Regions from separate parts of the Homo sapiens genome. Here region 1 is linked to region 2. The links are chromatin loops, found by intact Hi-C in ENCODE. Cell type or tissue: CD4-positive, alpha-beta T cell. All regions are shown on one strand. Region 1 overlaps AFG3L2 (AFG3 like matrix AAA peptidase subunit 2). Region 2 has its middle 13 kb from the start of SEH1L.

Region 1 (2,500 bases), 610 kb before region 2:
AACTCCTCCCCACTTCAGTTCACGAAAACAACAGAGGAAAGGGCTCTTCTTTAAATGGAGGCTTTAAGGGGGGCAGCCAAAACTGTTGCTAGCTGGAAGGCAATGCAGTACAGACAAAAGCCCCTCCTCCATCCGCAGCCACCTTTTAGACTCCCACAGGATCTTGCATTTTCCCAAGTCAGGTCCTGGGCTAGGGTTCCCCAACCTTGTAGGGGAACAAACAGCCCCAAAAGGCCTCCGGACAAAGCCAGGGGTGCTGGGTGGGAGCTGGGGTGCCAACAGCCAGCCCTGCATGGAAGGGATGGGCCCTTTTCTGCTGTGACCCATCACACCTGATGGCTTCTACCACCGGCCACACCTTTGGAGTTTCCAAAGATAAACTCCACGGGGCACGCACAGTAGCCCTGCTAGTGCCTGGTACAGACCTCACTGTTGACAATATTTTTGCTTTACTTCTTCCTGCCCTCTTGAAGCTGTGAACGTGGGACTTGCTCTAGCCATAAGAATGGGCATAGTGTGTCACCCCCGAGTGGAAGCGTCATGTGCCAGTGCCAGCCCTCCTGCTCTGCCTCCCACGTGGGCAGCCCCCCCGATCCCTCCTGTCCACCCGTCCAGGTTCCTGAGTGACCATCCTGGGCAGAGCCCACTCTGACCTGTGTTGGACAGGGAATAAGAGACAGACAAAGCTTTGTCATTCGGGACCACTTAGGGTTAGGGTTCCCCACAGTACAACCACAACACCACCCTTGGTCTGTGATCCCAGGCCTTACATTGACTAGCTGTATTTATTTTGTGTTAAGCCCCAGCCTTGGGCAGATGGAAAGTTCATCACTAAACACAGCAGCATGGCTTGAGGTGATCACAGATCTTTTTGCAGAAATCTGAACTATTCTGAGACCACAGTAAAAATAAATCTTACCAGCTCACCACCCACATCTGTCCTGAAAACATGTTCTGTGTGACCGTGGAAAGATCTATGCATGAGCAGGCCCCACAAGATGGTGGCACAGGGAGCCACGGTTGCTCCTAGCACAGAGGGCCACTTGCACAGGTTGAGCAGCCATCCAGGGCCCAGAGCTTAAGGTTGCTCACCTCACCAGAAACATGGGTGTTGTCGGTGCTATCTGGCTTTGTCACTCTTACTGTATCAAGCCTGACAGACAGTGGGCCCCACTCTCGTCCCCCGGGAGGTCTCACAGCCAAGGCCTGTGAGAGGGCAGCCCACGCTGGCTCCATGCCTTGCAGTGGTTGGATAAGGAGTAGAGAGCGTCTCCTAATCGTCTACTGCCTGTATGGTAAAAAGCACACCCAGCACCCTCACAACTGTGTGAGCCTCAGCCTGGAAACAATGCTTCATTGGGCACCTCCCAAAAACACCCTATGAGGAAAGGAAGTGGCCAGTGTGGCAATGCCTGCAGGTGCAAAGGTCCAGCAGGGGGCGCCTGTTCTCCTGGCATGCTGAGCTGTGGAGTCCAAACAGCTGCTTCCACGGCCTGCCGGGGACAGGTGGGTATCTCAGGCTGCTGGGAAGTAGCCATGGGTGGAGCATGCATGGCCTGGGGCCATGGCAGGGATGCCACTAGATTGTGTTAATTCTAAAGCCACTGTTCCGACAACATCAACACCACACAAGGCAAGCTGGAATAATGCTAAAACAGACTGCTAAAAATGTAAATAGTTAAAAATGCCAGTGTCTCCTCCATGTCCAAATAACAGCAATTGATAGAAGACATAGCAAATCTTCCTCATGCCATCTTTTTTAAGGAATTTTGATATAGGTTTGCAACACTACAGACTCACTTTTCTGGAAGCACATAACCAATAACTCCCTTTCAATAGACAATAGGAGCAGCTTACCAGTCAGACCACTCCTGAGATGTCCCCAGAGAGCCAGGGCCCAGGGGACTCCAGCTTAGTTCCACTGTTCCTTCTCTAAAATCCAGGTGACGGCTCAGGTCAGCCTGCCAGGCCCGCTACAGTTATACGTTAACTTCTATACCCAGAAGGTGTGGCCAACATCTGGCCATGACTGGCCTCTTGAGGACCTGCACTGGGGTGGTTATCACAGATTCAGGCCATGACTAACCCCTCAGGACCCATGTACTTTATATCCAGAGCTCAGTGCATCTTTACAGGACACATAACTCTAGAAGGTTCCAACCTCCTGTGGGAGCTAATGAGAACCAGCGAGGCTGAGATTTTGAAGGATTCTCCTCTAAAAAGCAAGAAAATTTAATTTCTTGCCATTATGTTTTCTAAAAATATCCAGAGCATAAATAGGGACCCTATGTGTGTTCAGAAAAGTACAGTGTTGACATTTTATTTTTTATGTAAAGAAGCCATATTTACATAATACATTCATATTTTTAAGTATGTTACAGCTCCTGTAGAAAACCATTCCATTAAGACAGCAACAAGTGATCTGGATTCAATCTTTAAAATATTAAGTCAAATTAAAATGTTCTTATCAAGACTCCAATTTAATTTCACAGCCCATCTG
Region 2 (2,500 bases):
GCTTACACTGCTTACAACAAAGGGCAGTTGCTTGGAAGATAGAAAGAGCAGCTCTTTCCAGAGCAAATGGGTAGGCAGGCTTACTGCCCATTGTCAAACATTCAGGGTCCCCAAGCTCAGAGATTGTCATGAATTGCAAGCCACTGCTTGTGCAGGTGTCATCCGGCCCCACATGCTAGGACTTAGGGCAAGGAAATGTGGGTACTATGGCTATAGTGATTGTTGTAAATAATAACACGGCTTCTAGCTAGGCACAGTGGTTCATGCCTGTAGTCCCAGAACTTTGGGGGTGCTGAGGCAGGAGGATCGCTTGAGCCCAGGAATTTGAGGCTGCAGTGAGCGATGATTGCATCACTGCACTCCAGCCTGGGCAACAGAGTGAGACCCTGTCTATAAAAAAAAAAAATACATAACACAGCTCCTGCCAGTATCCATATCCACTAGTCTGTGACGGCGCAACGCATTAGCTGGCAAGTAAAGTACCAGACCCCTCCAGGGCGTTGACACTCCCTAGTGCTGGGCTGAGGGCACATCAGCCCCTCTCCTCTCCCCCTGCCACAGCTTACTTCTGTGAAGGCCTCTCGTGTCCTGAGCACTTCAATTTTATTTTATTTTATTATTATTATTATTTCTGAGACAGAGTCTCACTCTGTCGCCCAGGCTGGAGTGCAGTGGCGTGATCTTGGCTCACTGCACCCACCGCTTCCAGGGCTCAAGCAATTCTCCTGCCTCAGCCTCCCGAGTAGCTGGGATTACAGGTGATCACCACCACACCCAGCTAATTTTTGTATTTTTAGTAGAGACGGGGTCTCGCCGTGTTGGCCAGGCTAGTCGCGAACTCCTGACCTTAAGTCATCTGCCTGCCTCAGCCTCCCAAACTGCTGGTAAAGGCATGAGCCACCGCGCCCGGCCAAATTTTATCAACTCAATTAACATCAAATTTAGAAATGTAAAGATTTTATTTCCAGTTTGACGATAAGCTGCCTGCCCTGTGACAGACCACTGAAAAATTCAGCTGTGGCTGACACCTAGGAATTTGCAGTTACAGGACGTTTCCAAGTTCCATATGCGATGTCATAGTGCCGCCTGCTGGCTCCTGTCTCACAGGAATGCTACACATGCAGACGGTGGGTCTGACCCCGCAGCTCACACACAGTTCACGGATGAACCTGAGGAAAGTAGGAATGAAGCTCACAAATGTCATGTAGAACAAAAGGAGCTGGGTAGGAAAAGTATAGATTGTGTAATTTCATGTACAGGAAGCACAAAACAAGTGAAACTTCACAAAACAAGTGAAACTAACTGTACCAGTCAAGGTTTCGCAGAGAACTAATGGGAGATCTATGGATATATTTTAAAGGAATTTATTTAAGGGAATTGGCTCATGTGATTGTGGGGCCTGGCTGGTCTATAATCTGTAGGGCAGGTCAGCAAACCAGAAAAAGTCTGGTAGGATTTCTGTGTTACAGACTTGAGGCAGAATTCCTTCTTTTTCCCTGCTCTCTTGAGAGTCTTTGCTCTCAAGTCCTTCAACTGAATGGGTGAGGCTCACTCTCATTATTGAGGGTAATCTCCTTAAAGTCAATGGATTGTAGATATTAATCATACCTACAAAATATCTTCACAGCAACTTCTAGACCTAGTGTTTGAGCAAACAACTGGGCACCATAGCTTAACCACAGTGACACATAAAATTAACTACTGCAGGCTGGGCGCGGTGGCTCACGCCTGTAATCCCAGCACTTTGGGAGGCCGAGGTGGGTGGATCACGAGGTCAAGAGATCAAGACTATCCTGGCCAACATGGTGAAACCCTGTCTCTACTAAAAATACAAAAATTAGCTGGGTGTGGTGGCGCGCACTTTAGTCTCAGCTACTTAGGAGGCTGAGGCAGGAGAATCACTTGAGCCTGGGAGGCTGAGGTTGCAGTGAGCCGAGATCACACCTCTGCACTCCAGCCTGACAACAGAGTAAGACCCTGTCTCAAATAAATAAATAAATAAATAAAATTAACTACTGCAGTCAACTGTTTGTCAACGTGGCACCTCTACATATCTCCTTAAACTATACTTAATCTCCAGATAACAGCAAAATCATACTTGCACCTCACCTGATTCAACTATCTTGGGTAAAACCAGAGACACACTAAACCTTCCCCAGAAGAGGACGTAGGGTTCTTGGGTCATGTTTACTCTTCTCTTTGGTATCCTGTAACTGAAATATTAAGATATGTCTTATGTAATATAAGGGAATAAGAGAGAGAAGAAGACAAATATATTTTCTAAACACACACACACACAACACATTTGTAACCAAATAAGGAAGAAATACTCGTAACAATTACAGTCCCCATTTTTGTAACTGGCCATGTGGTTTAGCTGGTATTTATAACCATCTGCTTCCACTACCCATTCCAGATTCCCTTTGCCCTCAGCAAGCACCTCAGCTGGTCATGGTTTGTCACCTGGTGGGGTGACCCAAACCTTCCTTCCTGAAGAGTT

The links. Peaks named below come from ENCODE experiments on the same cell type or tissue, not always from the same donor. Only the 100,000 strongest peaks of a DNase experiment are listed, where the experiment ranks them.
Region 1: it touches region 2 in a loop (9-fold over the local background); 4 of 110 quality-filtered maps call a loop at or near these places.

Annotation. Positions count from the first base shown.
Region 1 is chr18:12,326,654-12,329,153 of GRCh38, forward strand. AFG3L2 (AFG3 like matrix AAA peptidase subunit 2) reads right to left here. Exons shown (of 17, transcript NM_006796.3): 17 at 2,291-2,500. It also overlaps a transcript of TUBB6 not described here. Among named protein-coding and RNA genes, the nearest start is that of TUBB6, 20 kb to the left of the region's middle. RefSeq lists an enhancer at 913-1,762 and a silencer at 1,297-1,591. In CD4-positive, alpha-beta T cell, CTCF peaks have their summits at 1,430 (motif pointing right) and 1,634; a DNase peak (open chromatin) is centred at 1,438.
Region 2 is chr18:12,933,576-12,936,075 of GRCh38, forward strand. No RefSeq gene overlaps it. Among named protein-coding and RNA genes, the nearest start is that of SEH1L, 13 kb to the right of the region's middle. In CD4-positive, alpha-beta T cell, CTCF peaks have their summits at 1,089 (motif pointing left) and 1,289; a DNase peak (open chromatin) is centred at 1,086.